Linked DNA regions of Homo sapiens: region 1 is linked to region 2. Evidence: chromatin loops called from intact Hi-C (ENCODE). Cell type or tissue: heart right ventricle. All regions are shown on one strand. Each heading gives the region's core, and the rest is flanking DNA. Links, peaks and the distances in the headings are about the cores only.

Region 1 (9,981 bases), core at 971-8,970, 44 kb after region 2:
CAAAATCATCTGACACAGGTGCGAACCCAGCGTCCATGACACACACACCCATTCCCAGAAACGCACAATTATATTAATAGATTCACCCCCAGACACACCGAGGCTTCCAAGAGCCTCCCGGAAACCCTGAGAGAAGAGCACTCCCTCCAGGCCTCTCCTCCCTGTGCCAGCACCCCAGAACTGCCCCAGGCCAAGGAGGTTGTCTCCAGGAGCTGCACCCTAATTGCTTTCTCTACTCAGCCCCCTGCTGAGTGCCCAGCCCTTAGGCTAAGCAGCCATTAATCCTCTTGCGCCCCAGTCTGTAGATGGGGCAGAAATGGGGTGGGGAAGGGCCCCATCTGGCAGCTGAGATGTGACTCATAAGGCCACTGTCAGCTTTTTCTTCCCTAAGTCATGGGAGAGTCCAGTTTCAGGAATGCTGTGGTCAGGCTGTGCATCCTGATACAATCCATTTGATGTCTCTGGGTCCAGGAGGGAGTAGGCAGCCTATGAAACGCTGAGATGCTGTGATTTTATGACCCAGTCTGGGCCCTGCTTCCATCCCCTCCCCGGGGATTCTTCTCTCCACCCTGTCCTCCGGGGCCAACCCCAAATGATATGTGATTTGCATGTAGGACAAGCACACCTGGGGCAGCTGGTGAGACCTCCCCCACCCCCACTTCGCTCCCCCTCCATGTTCCTCCAGCACTCACCACCACCCTGGTCCTGTTATCTGGCAGCGTGTCCATGGCCAGGGTGCCCCCACCCAGGTCCTGGCTCAGCTGGGTCCTGTCCGGCTCTGACACATGCCCAGGGCTCTCTCGGGCTCTCCGGTTCCAGCCCCGCACGGTCCCTTTGGCAGCCCATCCAGAGCCTGGGCCCTCATCGTGACCTGGGAGAAGGGGACAGAAACCTGAGTGCCAGCAGTCCGGAATGAAGATCAGGAGGGGAATCCAGCCCAGTTATTCTGCAAGGGCCCCAACACCATGCCACTGTAGAATTTGCAGACACTTGACTGACTACCAGGACAGGAGACACCCAATGTGTACTGAGAGTCACGTGCCCAGCTCCAGGCCAAGCACTTCGCACATATCCTTTTAATCCTCATGCCAGCTCTCCGCAGTAGTTAGGATGTTCTCCATTTTGCAAACAAGAATCAGAGGCTCAGAGGTTAAAAGTCACGCAGTGGGTTAGGCATGCAGGTAAGTTTCAAACCCAAGCTGATCTGCCTCCAAAGGGTGATTATTCTCAACCTCAGCTATACACTGGAGTCACCTGGACAGCTTCAAAAGTTCCTGATGTCTGGGTCCCACCCTAGAGATCTCTTGTAACTGGTCTATGGTGTAGCCTGGGCATTCAATTTCTTTTTCTTTTTCTTTTTTTGAAATGGAGTCTCGCTCTGTCACCCAGGCTGGAGTGCAGTGGCCCGAGCTCCGCTCCCTGCAAGCTCCGCCTCCAGGGTTCACGCCATTCTCCTGCCTCAGCCTCCCGAGTAGCTGGGACTACAGGCGCCCGCTACCGCGCCCAGCTAATTTTTTGTATTTTTAATAGAGACGAGGTTTCACCGTGTTAGCCAGGATGGTCTCAATCTCCTGACCTCGTGATCCACCCGTCTCGGCCTCCCAAAGTGCTGGGATTACAGGCGTGAGCCACCGCGCCTAGCCTCGATTTCTTAAAAGAGCCTCAGGGGAGATTTTGAGGAGTCTTGGACTTAACTCTGCAGGCAAGGGTGAGAACCATTGCCGTTGAGCCTTCCAAACCAGTTTCTTATTTCTCTGGCAGAAATGGCACATAATCCTATTTCCCAGTGGGGTCAGGGGACTAGAAGCCAGAGTTCTTTTCGTTCAGGGCTTCTCAACCTCGGTACTATTGACATTTGGACTGGATAATTCCTTTTCCAATTTTTTTATTGTGGCAAAATACACATAACAAAATTTGCCATCTAACCATTTCCAAGTGTACAATTCAGTAACATTAAATACATTCCTAATGTTGTATGACCATCACCACCATCTATCTGCATAACTCTTTTCACCTTGTAAAACTAAAATTCTGTACCCGTTAAATAATAACTCCCTATTCACCCCTGTTATTTTATTTTATTTAAGAGATGGGGCCTTGCTCTGTCACCCAGGCTGGGGAGTAGTGGTGCGATCATAGCTCACTGCAGCCTCCAACTGCTGGGCTCATGCGATCCTCCCACCTCAGCTTCCTAAGTAGCTGGGACTATAGGCATGCGCCACCATGCCCAGCTAATCTTTTTACTTTTTATAGAGACAGGGTCTCACTATTTTGTTCAGGGTGGTTGGTCTTGAATTCCTGGTCTCAAGCAATTTTCCTGCCTTGGCTCCCAAGGTGCTGGGATTACAGATATGAGCCACAGCGCGCAGCCTGTATCTATGATTTTGACTACTCTAAGTATCTCATATAAATGGCATCATACTATATTTGTCTTTTTGTGATTGGCTTATTTCACTTAGCATAATAAATTCAAGGTTCATTCATGTCGTAGCATATGGCAGAATTGACTTCCTTTTGAAGGCTGAATAATATTCCATTGTGTGGATATACCACATTTTGCTAACCCACTCAACTATCAATGGATGTCTGTTTTGCTTCCACGTTTTAGCTATTGTGAACAATGCTGCTACAAACATGGGTGTACAAATATCTCTTTGAGACCTGGCCTTCAATTCTTTTGGGTATATACCCAGAAGCGGAATTGCTGGATTGTATGGTAATTCTATTTCTAATTTTTTGAGGAATTGTCATACTGTTTTCCATATAAAATGTTTTCCATGTAAAATGACTGGACCATTTTACATTCCCACCAACCGTGCACATGGGTTCCAATCTCTCCACATTCTTGCCAATACTTGTTATTTTCTGTTTTTTTTATAGTAGCCATCCTAACAGGTATGAGGTTATATCTCATCGTTTTTATAAATTGGCATTTCCCTGATGATTAGTGATGCCGAACATCTTTTCATATGCTTGTGGGCCATTTGTATATCTTCTTTGGAGAAATGTCTATTTAAGTCTTTTTCCTGTTTTTAAATTGGATTGTTGGTTGGACTGGATAATTCATTGTTATGCGGGAACTGTCCAGTGCTCTGTAAGATGTTTAGCAGCCGCAGCCTTGGCCCCTGCTCACTAAATGCCAGTAGCACCACGCTCCTCCCCATCCCAAGCTGTGACAATGAAAAACGTCTCCAAACATTGCCAAATATCCCCTGGGGAATAAAATTAACCCCCCCTTGCCCCATTGAGGGAGGGGTAATTTTTTACTGTTTTACTCCTATCACTACCTAGATACTGTCTAGGATGGCAAATAGGTTTCATATCACATGCCATCTGCAATCCATTCGTGACAGCCAGAGGCACTCCAACTGAGAATGCAAAGGCTCCTCTTGTATTTAGCAGGAAGGACTGTGAAGATCAATAAGCAATGTCTGCCATGGGCACAGGATTGGAAAGTGACTACACACAGGCCATTTCGCGGCCATGCGAACCTCCATTTCTGGAGGTTGCGAAATGGCTTTAGGTTCCATGATCTCCTCTCCAGTTCCCTCTAGGTTGTTAAATGCATGCTTTTTTTGAGACAGGGTCTCACTCTAGCATGCAGGCTGGAGTGCAGTGGCACAATCACAGCTCACTGTACGCTTGACCTCTCAGGCTCAAGCAATCCTCCCACCTCAGCCTTCTGAGTAGCTGGTACTACAGTTGCATGCCACCACACCCGGCTAGTTATTATTATTTTATTTTGTATTTTTCGTAGAGGCTGGGTTTCACCATGTTGCCTACACTGGCCTTGAACTCCTGGGCTCTAGCGGTCCTTCCACCTTGGCCTCCCAAAGTGGTGGGATTATAAGCGTGAGCCACTGCACCAGGTCTGTTAAATTAGTTCTAACAAAAGGCCGGGCGTGGTGGCTCACACCTATAATCCTAGCACTTTGGGAGGCTGAGGTGGGTGGATCACCTGAGGTCAGGAATTCGAGACCAGCCTGGCCAACATGACGAAACCCCGTCTCTACTAAAAATACAAAAATTAGCCGGGCATGGTGGCGGGCACCCATAATCCCAGCTACTCGGGAGGCTGAGGCAGGAGAATTGCTTGAACCTGGGAGGCAGAGGTTGCAGTGAGCCGAGATTGCGCCACTGTACTCCAGCCTGGACAAAAAAGCGAAACTCCTTCTCCAAATAAATAAATAAACAACACAAAAACCATCCTTTTCCACTTCAAAAAGATTTATGCCCCCCAAAGCTGTGGCTTTTATTGTCATTCTAATGGTCACACCTACTATGGATGTATATATGAGAACAGACCATCAGATAGGTGGATCTGACATTCCCCACCTATGACCCTCTTCCATTTCAGGCCCACCCTGTGTCAGATACCTGTCTCAACCTCTGCCTTCCCCCAGCCCACTCCCCAGAGCTCCTGGATGTGGCTCTCCCTCTCCTAGAGCACCTACGTGTGCGACTATGTGCCTATCTCCCTGGTAGATTTGAGTTCCCCCAGGATTCTCTCCACCTTCTTCAAATTTGGCATGTCCAGCAAACAGCAGGTGCTCCATCACTGCAGAATTGAGGACGCAGTGCATAGGGTAGCTCCTGGGAGCCAGCAAGGACAGAGGTTGAGACCAGGCTTGGCCAGGCCCAGGCCTGGGGCTGAGGCCAGAACTCCGCTGTGGGGCCCTGCTTTGTCATTAGACATTGTATCCAATTAAGTCATTCTTGGCTGCTGGCGCCTACTGGACCCTTGCCGGCCCCCTCTCACTTCTCTGCCCCTAATAGCAACCAGATGCTGCTGGAGCACGTGGGGAGGAGGGCAGTCCCCAGACCCCTTCCCCAAGATGCCCACTGGCTGCCCACAGATGGACATGAGTCCAGGGCTGGGAAGGCAGCCTGCCCACTGCCCAGGCCCAAGCCAGGGCTGTCTGGTCTCTCTTGGGTGGGGCCCACAGCTGCTTCTGGAGACAGAGCTGTTTGTGCTGGGCTGGTCTGCCCAGCTCCCCAGGTCTTCCTGCAAGCAGCCCTGGGGCCTGGGCAGGAGCCAGAACAGGATAGAGCGGGTAGTGAACAAGTGGAGGGGCTCAGCGGCCCAGAGAGGAGTGTTGGGGATCTTCAGGATTCACAAACCTGGAGCCGAGACAGGAGGCGGGATGGTGGAGGCCTGCAGCCCGGGGAAGGACAGGGAGGGGGCCCAGCTGGGGGTGGCCAGGGAAGAGACACTGGGTTGACCTCCACACCCAGTCTTGCCACTCACAAGTTATGGGACCTTAGCCCCATCAGTTTTCCTCTCTAATCCTCAGCTCCCTAGTGACTCAAATGGATTTGACGATGGTGCCCACAGTACAGGCTGCCATAAGCGTCAAGTGAGAAACACAAATGAGGTTTTATAGAGAGCTCAGGCCAGGGTAAGAGGTAAAGAGTCCATGAAAGAGGGCAGGGCGAGGGATGGAGAGGGAGCTTGACCAGGACCCTGGCCTACCCTGGCCTAGCCCTGAATCTTACTCTTCCAACCCATACTACATCTGTTTCCTGGCCACCCTTCCTTCCCTGTTGCCTGGGACAGGACGTCATCCCCACGACTCATGAAAGAAGCCAACACAGCTGGTTGCTCACGTGTATGTGCAGGGGCCCACGTGCCTGTGCACATGCCCACAAAGACTTTCCTGAAAGCCTCGGCCTTCCCGTATGTGCTCACACACAAGTTGGACACCTGCCCAACCCTCAGCCACTCCTCACCCCACCTGCCTTCCACTGGAGAGAGCTCCATTTTCCCTGGACCCGTTCCCCGCCTGCATGTGTTGCCAAGGAGCTTCCGGAACACAAGCTGTTCATTCATTGATTCACTCACTCATGGCCCCAAGTAGTGTGCAGTCCAGTGGGATGCCATAATAATCACCCTAGTAATAAAAATGATAGCTGACTTTCAGAGAATGCTGCTCTGTGCTAGCACTATTCCAGGGGCTTTAAACACATCCACCCCCTTAATCCCCACAATAATCCCATGAAATAGTTACTAGTTTAAAATCCATTTTACAAATGGAGAAACTGAGGCACAAAGACGTTAAGGAACCTCCCAAGGTCACAGAACCAGTCCATGGCAGGATCTGAACTCAGGCAGGCTGGCTCCAGAGCCTACTCAGAACCACAGAAAGTGCAGTAAAAAGTGACCGACAATCCCCACTGTTTCCCAGGGTGCAGGGGCAGCCCCGGGGTGGGGCTGGCATGTGGGCTAGGTTCTTGGAGGGCCCTACTCAGGCTGCCATTGGGCCTGAACCTGAGAGCTTCCCTGGGAGACTGTGTCCCCCAGCATGCAGGGTACAGCCCAGCAGTAGCGTCCCAGTCCCCTCAGCTGGCACTGGTCCCATTTCAGGGCAAGGGGGAATGGGGCTGACCTCAGGAGGCCAGGTTGTGCGGCCCCAGAGCCTGGGCCAAGCCATCCTCATCTCACCCAACACCCAAACTTGGCATCCCAGCCCTGGGCCACCCCATAGCTCAGGTTACCACAGCCTCTATCCTGGGTCAGCCTCCACCCTTAATGCCCTAGAGCTAATCTCCCCCACCATAGCCAGGACAAGCCACCTAGAGGGTGAACTTGATTCCATCTCTCTCCGGCTTCCAGCTCACCTGTCCCTGGCTCATCCTGTCCCACAGGCTGAGAAAAAGAGGAGAAGAGAAAGGAGGCGAGGGGAGGGGAGGGAAGGGAGAGCATCTTTAAATGCCCTGAGTACCTGAGATACACCGAACTGGAAACACCCTTCCCTTGGAACTTCATTGTAGTATCAGAGCAGTAAAACAACACAGGTTTGGAATCAGACAAGCTAGACACTGAACCCTGAATCTACCACCTACTAACTACAACATTGGACAAATTACACACACTCTCTAAGACTCAGTTTCCTCATCTGTGAGATGGGGCTGATAAAACATAAACTTGGTAGGTTTGACACTTTAACAAAATCATATACACAGAGCACCCAGCAAGTCGCCCTGCCTTCCCTGGGTTTCACATGAGGACTGAAACCGTCTTCTCAGGGTTAACAAGAATTACATGCCGGGTTCTGGGCAGAAGTATAGGAGTAATTAAGCATTAATCAGGCTGCACTTCGGCCCATTCCTTTTTTTTTTTTTTTTTTGAGAGGGAATCTCGATATGTCACCCAGGCTGGAGTACATTGGTGTGATCTCAGCTCCCTGCAACCTCCACCTCTCGGGTTCAAGCAATTCTCCTGCCTCACCATCCCAAGTAGCTGGGACTACAGGAGTGCGCCACCACACCCAGCTAATTTTTATATTTTTAGCAGAGATGGGGTTTCACCATGTTGGCCAGGCTAGTCTTGAGCTCCTGACCTCAAATGATGCTCCCGCCTTGGCCTCCCAAAGTGCTGGGATTATAGGCATGAGCCACCACGCCTGGCCAGCTTTTATTTAAGAATTGTTTAAGGCCAGGTGCAGTGGCTCATGCCTATAATCCCAACACTTTGGGAGGGTGAGGTGGTGGGATCACTTGAGTCCAGGAGTTCGAGACCAGACTGGACAACATAGCAAGACCCCATCTCTACTAAAATTTTTTTTAAAGTCTGGACATGGTGGCTCATGCCTGTAGTCCCAGCACTTTGGAAGGCCAAGACAGGAGGATTACCTGAGCCCAGGAGTTGGAGATCAGCCTGGGCAACATGGCAAGACCTTGTCTTTTTTATAATAAAAAAAGGTATTATAAAATTTAATTTATTATTAATAATAAATTTTAAAAAATTAGCCAGATGTGGTGGTGCATGCCTGCAGTCCCAGCTACTCAGGAAGCAGAGGCAGGAGGATCACTTGAGCCCAGGAAGTTGAGGCAGCAGTGAGCTATGATCACACCACTGCACTCCAGCCTGAACAACAGAGTGAGACCCTGTCTCAAAAAAGAAAAAAAAAAAAGAAGGATTAAGATGGTTTTCGGATCCTGAATTCCAGCAGAAGGGCCAATTCGAAGACCCTCAGACAGGAAATGATTTTTTTTTTTTTTTTTTTTTTTTTGAGACGGAGTCTCGCTCTGTCACCCAGGCTGGAGTGTAGTGGCACGATCTCGGCTCACTGCAACCTCTGCCTCCCGGATTCAAGCAATTCTCCTGCCTCAGCCTCCCAAGTAGCTGGGATTACAGGCATGTACCACCACGCCCAGCTAATTTTCTTGTGTTTTTAGTAGAGACAGGGTTTCACCATATTGGGCAGGCTGGTCTCGAACTCCTGACCTTGTGATCCACCCACCTCGACCTCCCAAAGTGCTGGGATTACAGGCGCGGGCCACCGCGCCCAGCCGAGGAACTGATTTAACATGAGAATGCAGTTTCTTTATTTCTTCATGCACTCTTCAACCAATTAACAATTCCCACACGTTGGCCACCCCACCCCAAACCCCATAAAACCTCTAGCCCCAAATGCTGCCCCACGATGATGAAACTCTTTCTCTGCTGCCCCCTCGGTGTTGGTGTGTCAACTTGCTGCACCTTGGGCAACACACCAGTTAGGGTCACAGGACCAGCTTTCAGAGGGGCCAGGGAAGGCTCCAAACCCTAAACTGAAATCCTGCCTCCAAGTTACAAAGCCCCTAACCATACCCTCTCCCTTTCCTCTGGCAGGTAGGGACCCACTGAGGACCCTCACCTGGGGAGAGGGAAGGAGTCAAAGGAAGTGCAGGGAGGGACCACCAGGTAGCAGAAGGGAAGAGGGAGGGAGGGAAGGGGAGGGGAGGGGAAGGGAGGGACAGCAAGAAGAGTTCAGCTCTCTATGTGTGTCCCTTGAGGGGAGAGTCTGGGATCTGTGCCACCTCTGATATACTCACTCAGTCACTCACTCATTCATTCAATACACTTTTATTGAGTCGCAGGCACTGTGCTGGGTGCTGGGGGGACACAAGCCCTGTACCCAGGAAGAGTCTAGTTTTCTTCATGGAGACATACAAAATGAATCATTTGGTAAGGGCTATGAAGAAAATCAGACAGAGGAAAGGGTTGGGGTTGTTGCTACTCTACACAGAGCCATGAGGTGGGGCTCTCTGAGGAGGGTCCCCTTGAGCTGATTAAGACCTGAATGAGAAGAAGCCAGTTAGTTATCTGTCGATCGGAGGGGACGGCAGCTGGAGTGGGTTAAGGGGTGAATCTGGGGAGAGCTAGAGAAGATGGTGGGATGAGGGAGGGGCTGCCTGACCTCCATAAGTTCGCATTTTAGTCTCAGGTTGTTGGAGCCCTAGAGACAATCTGGTCCAACCTCCTTCCCTCCTTTTTTTAAAAAAAGATGGGACCTCGTTATGCTGCCCTCACTATGTGGCATGATCATAGCTCACTGCAGCCTCCAGTTCCTGGGCTCAAACGATCCTCCTGCCTCAGCCTTCCGAGTACCTGGGACTACAGGCGCACACCGCCATGCCCAGCTAATTTTTTATTTTAATTTTAATTTTTTTTTTTGACAGAGTCTTACTCTGTTGCCCAGGCTGGAGTGCAGTGGTGCGATCTCAGCTCACTATAACCTCTGCCTCTCGGGTTCAAGCTATTCTCCTGCCTCAGCTTCCTGAGTAACTGAGATTACAGGCATGCACCACCACGCCTGGCTAATTTTTACTAATATACTAATATTAATAATATTAATAACAATACTAAATATACTAATTTTTGTATATTTAGTAGAGACGGGGTTTCACCATGTTAGCCAGGCTGGTCTCAAACTCCTGACCTCAGGTGATCCGCCGGCCTCGGCCTCCCAGAGTGCTGGGATTACAGGCATGAGCCACCCTGCCTGGCCTAAATCATTTATAGACATGGGGTCTCACTATTTTGCCCAGGCTGGTCTCAAACTCCTGGTCTAAAGCTATCCTCCCACCTCAGCCTCCCAAAGTGTTAGGATCACAAGCATGAGCCACCGTGACTGGTGCAAGCCCCCATTTTATAGACGGGGAAACCTTCCTCAGAGAAAGGAGGAAGCTGTCAGGGTCACCAGTAGTTGGTATTGA
Region 2 (8,717 bases), core at 718-8,717:
GAAGGGGAAATGGGAGGGACAAAGGGACTCAGGGTGGGGCACAGATAGAGACTCAGACTTTTCAAGGGAACTGAGTTCGAGGATAGAGACACAAGTGGCAGCCAGGGAAGCCAAGTCTCCTAGAAACTTCACACCAGGCTCTAGGGATGGGTTTCCCCACCATCCGGGCTGGGGGGCAGAGTTGGGGATGTGCCCCAAGCATGGGTGCAGCCAGGGATGCCAGCTGTCCTCTGAAAATACAGTCCTTCCAGCGGAGTGGGGGAGGCTGAGTGGTGGCAGAAAGGGGGATGAGGGTGGGGGGTGGAACTATATCTCTAATTGAAACTATTTGCTCACTTCAACTGCCAGCTTGTACTTGTTCGAGTGTGGGTTTGGTAATATTTTTATTTTTTTAATAAAAGAATCCTTACGCCCCGCCCCCCCCCCCCAACCCCCCAAGCCTGGGTTATTTGTTTTGGATTGTTTCACCAACATCTGGAGCTTGCCCAAGACAATGACTTCCATCTCCATGACCAACAGATCCTTTCTGGAACCAAGACGCAGGCTTCCCCAGAGCACCATTTCTGGCAGTTTAAGGTGTTCTGTTTTATCTCTGCTTCCAGGCATCAAAGATTCAGAAATACTCAGGTCCAGACTTGGCAAACACTGCTGCCCAAACAAGAAATGTTTTTGTTTTTTGTCTTTTTTTTTTGGCGGGGGGGTTGTTTTTGTTTTGTTTTGTTTTTGTTTTTGAGACAGGGTCTTGCTCTGTCGCCCAGGCTGGAGTGCAGTGGCACAATCTCAGCTCACTGCAGCCTCCACCTCCCGGGTTCAAGCAATTCTCCTGCCTCAGCCTCCCGAGGAGCTGGGATTACAGGTGCCTGCCACCACACCTGGCTGATTTCTGTATTTTTAGTACAGATGGGGTTTCACCATCTTGGCCAGGCTGGTCTCAAACTCCTGGCCTCAAACGATCCACCCGCCTCGGCCTCTCAAAGTGCTGGGATTACAGGCGTAGCCACCATGCCTGGCCCCAAACAAGTAATGTTAATGGTTCAAGTGAGAGGTTTGCATGTCCCTTTGTGTTTCAATGCCAGATGCCCATGGGAGAGTGCTGGCTTGGCCAGAAGAAGTTAGGAGATGACAGGTCGATCCACAAACTCCCACCTGGAATGGGTGGTTACCGTATAAAAAAATCTAAGAGGTTGGGTTGGGAAAAAGTCTTCATGCATTCTTTTGTTCCTTGGCTCATGTGATTATTCATTCAATAATCACGAGTGGAGCCCCAGCAGGGGACCCTGCCCCACGGGGGAGAAGTAGGGGGGTCCCTCAGCATTGAAGCAAAGCAGAAAAAGGCAGAGAAAGAAGAGGCCAGAAATGACTCAGGGAGCAGAGTAGTGGGAAAAACAGAAGTGAGAAGGGAAAAGAGGGAAGGATGGGCCCCCAGATGGATTAAAAACTTCCAACGAAGGGCACTTTAAAGGATCCTTTATCAGAAAAGGCAAAATTGGCCAGATCCTCAGCTTCTCCCTGCACCCACTTCCTCACGTGGCTGCCCCTAGATCCCTTCTGTAGCCTGCTCTGGGACCCACCCCTCCCTTACCTGCAGCCTGGCAGGAAGGTACACACAGCTCAGGCCCTGACATATATCTGGACTCAAGTCTGCCTCGGAAAGGACAGGAAAGTTCCGGTAAAGGAGGAGGACCAGCATGTTGGGGCCGTCCAAGGCCATTCGGGGCCAGCCAAGGGGCAGGCTACATTCTGGAGCTCTTTGTAAGAAAATCCTCACTAACTGATCCCACTAATTCAGAATCCCTGTCAGTTTCGATGTTGGCAATGCTAAAGTTGCTTTTATACTAACCATGAAATAAAGAGTTTCTTAAGCAAATGAACAGAGGAAATAATATTGACTTCCGGCGGTCTCCCCAGCCACATAGCGGATACACTGTCCTGTGTGTTTTGAGTGCCTCTGCAAACAGATGCTGCTAATTGCACATGACTTTTCTTTTCACCAAAGATGCTTTGCAGACTCTGCTGAAAAGCCTGCGGAAGAGTTTATACGAGGAAGTACTGGTAAGAACTCTTGTGGTTTTCAGCCTCTTCTACCCTCTCCCCCAGGAGTGAGGCTGTGAGGAGTCCTCCCCATTGCACCTCCCATCCCCTTGCCTAGCAGGGGTGGGGAGGAAAGTGTTTAGAACCTGGGGGAGGAGAGTTTTCCCCAGACAGGGTTCAGTGGCTGGGGATTCCTAAATAGTGAGGAATCAAACTCCCCTCCTCACACTGCCCCAGGCAGGGAGCAGTCAAACCTGGGCACAAGGACAGTGACGCCACCCATTCTGTATGATCAGGTGGGCTTGGTCAATAGGATTATCCATGGTGATCATAGGGTCTGCAGACCAGATGGCTCTTCCTGAACTTCTGTTTCCTTTAAGCCATGATCATTTGGGGTTTACTATTACCTGCAGCTCAACCTAATCCAAACAAATTCCCTGCTTGCCGGATTGAATGTGAGACCCAAAGTCATCTGACCCCTTAGCCACATAAAAGCCATTTCTCCCCAGGAGCAGAGGCTGTGGCCCATTTTAAACCCCAATGAGGGCCATGGATACTGTCCCAGAAAAACGCATGGATGTGAACATGTTCCACTTGCATTTCAATACTCCACATACAGGCCTTACACGGTGGCTCACATCTGTAATCCAGTGCTTTGGGAGGCCAAAGCCAGAGCATGGCTTGAGCGTAAGAATTCAATACCACCCTATTTTATTATTTGTCTTTACAAATAATAAATAAATAAATAAATAAATAAATAAATAAATAAATAAGCTGGGCATGGTGGTACACATCTATAGTCTCAGCTACTCAGGAGGCTGAGGCAGGAGGATCGCTTAAGCCCAGAAAGTTGAGGTTGCAGTGAGCTATGATTGTGCTACTGCACTTCGGCCTGAGCGACAGAGCAAGACCCTGTCTATAAAAAAAAAAAAAAAAAAAAGGCCAGGTGCAACGGCTCACGCCTGTAATCCCGGCACTTTGGGAGGCCAAGGTGGGCGGATCACCTGAGGTCAGAGTTCAGGACCAGCCTGGCCAACATGGTGAAACCCCGTCTCTGCTAAAAAATACAAAAATTAGTCAGGCGTGGTGGCGGGCACCTATAATCACAGCTACTCCGGAGGCTGAGGCAGGAGAATTGCTTGAACCCAGGAGGTGGAGGTTGCAGTGAGCCGAGATTGCGCCATTGCACTCCAGCCTGGGCAACAAGAGTGAAACTCCATCTCAAAAAAAAAAAAAAAAAAAAAAAAAATCCGTATACAATTTTAAGATTCCCAGACTTCCTGAATTTTATGCTTGTTCCCGTAAGCTAAAAACCTCTGACAAAAAGGGATGCAATTTCCAAAACACTCAACTCCCAAACTCAAGTGGTGTCAGACCCCTGTTCTCACCTAGAGTCACAATAGAGCAGAGGACAAGGTCTATGCTATGTCCATTCCCTTCAGCGGTGCCCTAACCCCAGCAACTAGGTCCACTTTCTTGTAGTTACTCATTTTCTAAAAATGTTAGTGCCTGCCCACTGGGCTCACTGCTGGGGGCCATAGAGAGCCCCCAAGGAATTCACACCTAGCTGGGGAGGACAATAAGTTCTATGTTAAGAGTATCAGCATTTGTTCTCGCCACCACTAGAAAGAAAAGAAGAAGAAGAAAAAAGTATCAGCGAAGTGCCGGGGGGAAGAAGAGGAAGCCGTGAATTCCACTGCATGGCGGAGTGGTTACTTGCACAGCATCTGACCTGGGCCGCTGGAGAGGGAGAATGGTGCCAAGCAGTAAAAAAGATTGGAGTAAGAGGCGTTTTATACAAGGGGACTGTGTCATACCGATGTGGACAGCCCTTAGCATGTTCAGGGAACCCAGGGGACACAGACCAGAGCTCCCCAGGCAGAGGGCGGTGAGCGGAGGGAGGGTTTGGAAATGCGCCTGCGTGGTTGACTGCACCCAGCTGTGCCCGGCCTTGAATGCCACACTGAGGATTTTGACCTGACCTGTGGGCAGCAAGGAGTCAGAGAGTGATGTGATCGGATCTGATGGTGACAAGGAGGAACAGGAGACAGAGGGAAGGAGGACGAGGCTGGGAGCTGCTGGCAGTGTCTGGGGGTCAGGTGCTGGCTTTCACCTGGCAGGTAGACCCAACACCTCAGCACACAGCACCTGGAGTCAGACTCCAACCGCTCCCACCACCGAGATTTCCTCCTGATCCTGCAGAGCAGACATAGCCTCCCTGCTCTTTCAGGTGGGTTGTGCTTCCCCGCCCCCTTCACCCCTCATCTCTCTGGTTTGCTCTAAAGGGGCTTCTCATTCCAGAATCACAGAGGAGCCTCAGAGGCAGATGCTACCGGGGATCTGACCCCCTCTAATTCACCCTCATTCCACAGCTTGATCAGGCACACGTTTCCTGAGACTCTGCCTGGAAGAAGCCCTTGAGGGAGGTGCAGATGAAACAGACACATCCCTGCCCCGACAGTGGGCTCAGTAATGTACATGGGATGCAGGATAGGGAAGGAAATAAGGCACAGACACCAAGAACAGTCCCAAGAAGCAGCCTGGGGAGTTTGCACACCCCACTCTGTGGGTGTTTGGGGGAGCTGAGGAGGAAAAGATTCCCCTGGGTGGAATGGGAGTGGGTCAGTCTAAGAAAGGCTCAGTGGTGGACTCCAGGATTTAAATGGAGAAGATCTGGACTTGAATTCTTCCTTTCATAGCTGTGTGACCAAGGATAAGTCACTCTACCTCTCTGAACATTTGTGTCCTCATTTAGAAAGGGACAAATGTACAAACTCACAATGTTTGGGGAAGATCCAAGACACTGTCCAGCTTAGTGCATGGGAAAGAGGATTATAATCAGTGTGGTAGGCAGACGCTAGCATGGCCCCCAGAGAGCCTCTACGGTGGCTGCCTGGTATCCACACCCAGGTGCAATCCAGTCCCTGAGCGTAGACTGGATCTGTGACTTGGTTCTAGCCAGCGGAATGTGGCAAAAAAGATAGGATGTTACATCTAAAATTAAGCTATAAAAAGACCCTGGTTTGCGTCTTCCTCGCCCTCTGCTTTTGTCTCGCTTGCCTGCTCTGATGGAAGCCAGCTGCCATATCATGGGGAAGTTTACCAGGCAAGGAGCCAAAGAAGGCCTCCTTGGGGAACTGAATCCTGAATTCTGAATCCTGAATCCTGCCAAACCACATGAAAGCTCTGAAGCCGGTCCCAACCCTCCCCACCTGCCACCCCATCACGGGGGTAACTGTGACCCTGGCTAACACTTTTTTTCTTTTTTTTGAGACAGAGTTTCACTCTTTCACCCAGTGAAATCGTGAGTGAGTGGTGTGAGGAGTGAGGTGGTGCGATCTCAGCTCACTGCAAGCTCCGCCCCTCGGGTTCAAGCGATTCTCCTGCCTCAGCCTCCCAAGTAGCTGGGATTATAGGTACCCATCACCACACCCAGCTAACTTTTGTATTTTTAGTAAGGATGGGGTTTCGACATATTGGCCAGGCTGGTCTCAAACTCCTGACCTCAGGAGATCCCCTGCCTTGGCCTCCCAAAGAACTGAGATTATGGGCGTGAGCCACCGTGCCTGGCCGCTGGCTAACACTTCAGTCGCAGCCTGTGAAAGACCTTGAATGAGAGGTCCTGGCTGAATTGTGCTTTGCTTCCTGATCCATAAAAACTCTGAGATAATATGTTGCAGTTTTAAGCCACTAAATTCTGGAGCAATTTGTTATACAGCTGTAGCTAACTAATGCAACCAGGTGATACGGAGATGATTTAACAACTGGCTCAACACAGGCGTTTACCAACCAGTCAGAGCAGATGCTGCCTGCAGCCATGGAGCCAGGTCCTGGAGCCCAGGCTGTAATACTTGATAGAGGACTGGGAGCGCAGGGGGCTAAGGGGAGGGCAGGAGGGGTCGTGGGAGGTACGAGGGGGCTCAAATCAGCAGCAATTTGCCAACAAGAATGCAAGTATTTCAATATTTTGACAACTGATACAACTGTAGTGGGGTGCACTGACTCTCAGCCCAGGATCTAATATCTAGGGTTGGAAATGGGCCTTAAAGGATAAGGTGATATCCACAGGGCCCCATGGCATGGAGCAAGGGAAGCCACACATTGGAGCTGAAGGAAGAGTTTTCTGCTGTCGCCGCTTGTGTGCAGTTTCAAAGACTGCTCCATACACATATGGCAAAGACAGGAAAACAGCTCTACTAGCTTAAAAACAGTTCCTCGTGTAGCAGCAACATAACAGAGGCACTGAAATATCAGAAACGCGCAGAAGAGTTCAAGGCCGTGTTTGAGAAAGGGAAGGAGGGAGGGACATTCACACGTATCACGTATCGAGTAGGTGCCTGCTGTCTGACAGACACCCTGCCCGGCTTTATATCCAAGTCTAGGCCACTGGGGCACAAAGGCCTCATGAGGAGCCATGTGGTATGGGTGGCAATGAGCCACAGCATCCAGGACAGTTTTGTGGAAGAAAGGAGACAGAGGGCACGGGGCCCTAAAAAGGGAGACGGAGAAGAAGGGAAGGGAGGGTGAGGTGCGAGCCCCACACTTCTGTGGCAGGCTAGGCCTGGGGTACAGCCACCAGCCAACGGGCCCATGGATCAAGACTATAACCCACCCAAATGCTGACCAGGGAGGAGGGATTCCTTATTTGCCGCTTAGCAGTGGGCGCTTTGCCCTCAAGCCACCAGAGCCATTTGCTCCCAGAACCATAAGCCGGGACCACCCTAGTTATGCTGAGAGCTGAATTAGTCCCAAGTAGAAGCAGCAAAAACTTGACCACAAAACTCCTTTCTAGTAGCATATGCAAATCAGATGCCCCTCCACTCCGATGCCCTGCCCTCTGCCATCTCCCTCGATATCATGCAGTGTTGCGTGGGAAGGGTGTCTAGCGGCTGGCCCTACCGAGAGGTGGTATGCTTCGGGGAGCAAGTCTATGCCTGCTTACCAGCTGGGAATGCTGCAGGCAGGCAGATATTGGGAAGAAAGAATAGAAAGGGAGGTTGTAGGAAGGTGGAGGAAGAAGAAGCTGGTGAATTTCTGAAGAGGGGAAAGAACTCCTGGCCTGTTGGGAATTAACCAGGCCCCATTCACCAGCCCCTTGACCCTTGAGTGCCACCCACCCCACCCACAGATCTGCCCAGATGAAGGTGTGGACTGGGGCGAGATGCTTGGTGGGTGCTAACCAGCCTTTACTGGGCACCCCGCCCAAGCCAGGCACAGTGCCTGGTGCTCTGTGCATGGATATCTCAGCTAATCCTCACCACAGCCCTTGAGGTAGCTCGAGGCAACTCATTAGATGGTGACAGCTACAGCCCAGACCTTGCCTTGGGACACACGGCAAGCGAAAGAGTAGGTGACAGGCATGCCCACCTATGAGGAGGGTAAAGTGCCAGAGTCTCCGTGGAACCCACTTTGGCCACAGCTATCAAAATTGTAAATGCCCCTGCCCTTTGACCCAATGATTGGACCACTGAGAATATAGCGTACGGAAATACTCACACGGGGGCATGAAAGTACCTACTGTATTATTTGTTATAGCCCAAGATTTAAAACAACTGAAAAGTCTACCCCCAGGGGACAGGTTAAATTAAGGTCCATCCATGGAATGGACTATCAGGCAGCCATTAAAGAGAAGAATGAGGCAGCTCACTGTGTGCTGAGACAGAACAGTGGGCAGGATGTACTCTGTTCAAGTGCAGAAACACTGACATCGTATGCTATCAAATACACACACACACACACACACACACACACACACACACTCACTCACCTGAAGGCTTGCAGCTCTGGAGATAACCCAGAACACTGGTTTCCCCTCCCTTTGCCTCCAGGGAGGAGAGCTGAGAGATGGCGAACTGAGAGACAGGGTTCAGGGGCAGGTGAAAAACCTAATCTCTGTACATCCTTTTATATCTTTTGCATTTTAGACCAGATACACTTATTCATGAAAAAATATAACTTTATAAATGAAGATAAAGAAATGCATTAGTACTTTGGGAGGCCAAGGAGGGTGGATCACAAGGTCAGGAGATTGAGACCATCCTGGCTAACATGGTGAAACCCCATCTCTACTAAAAATACAAAAATTAGCCAGGCGTGGTGGCAGGTGCCTCTAGTCCCAGCTACTCAGGAGGCTGAGGCAGGAGAATGGCGTGAACCCGGGAGGTGGAGCTTGCAGTGAGCTGAGATCTCATCACTGCACTCCAGCCTGGGCGACACAGCGAGACTCCGTCTCAAAAAAAAAAAAAAGACATGCATTACTAAATAAGCTGGGCTCAGTGACCCAGGCCAGTAATCCCAGCACATTGGGCACTGGGAGGCTTGCAGGGGAGGTTAAGTTGAGCCCAGGAGTTTGAGACCACCCCAGGCAACATGGGAAAACCCTGTCCATCTCTCCAAAAAAAAATTTAAAAATTAGTTGGGCATGGTGGCATGTGCCTGTGGCCCCAGCTTCTTGGGAGGCTGAGGTGGGAGGATGGCTTGAGCCCAAGTGTTTGAGGCCGCAATGAACTATGATGGGGACACTGCGCTCCAGCCTGAGACCCTGTCTCTAATAATAATAATAATAATGAATAGTAATTCATGGCTGGGCGCGGTGGCTGACTCCTGTAATCCCAGCACTTTGGGAGACCGAGGCAGGCAGATCACCTGAGGTCAGGAGTTTGAGACCAGCCTGGACAACATGGTGA

What was found. Peaks named below come from ENCODE experiments on the same cell type or tissue, not always from the same donor. Only the 100,000 strongest peaks of a DNase experiment are listed, where the experiment ranks them.
Region 1: it touches region 2 in a loop (2.3-fold over the local background); 32 of 110 quality-filtered maps call a loop at or near these places.

The regions. Positions count from the first base shown.
Region 1 is chr17:39,138,962-39,148,942 of GRCh38, forward strand. PLXDC1 (plexin domain containing 1) reads right to left here. Exons shown (of 14, transcript NM_020405.5): 2 at 693-871. Among named protein-coding and RNA genes, the nearest start is that of PLXDC1, 7.7 kb to the right of the region's middle. In heart right ventricle, for the core only: no CTCF peak of the experiment used is centred there; DNase peaks (open chromatin) are centred at 4,740 and 5,680; H3K27ac peaks cover 6,784 bases.
Region 2 is chr17:39,094,952-39,103,668 of GRCh38, forward strand. All of the region lies in intron 7 of PLXDC1 (plexin domain containing 1), which reads right to left. Among named protein-coding and RNA genes, the nearest start is that of PLXDC1, 52 kb to the right of the region's middle. RefSeq lists an enhancer at 3,996-4,597. In heart right ventricle, for the core only: no CTCF peak of the experiment used is centred there; DNase peaks (open chromatin) are centred at 1,910, 3,979 and 5,130; H3K27ac peaks cover 4,933 bases.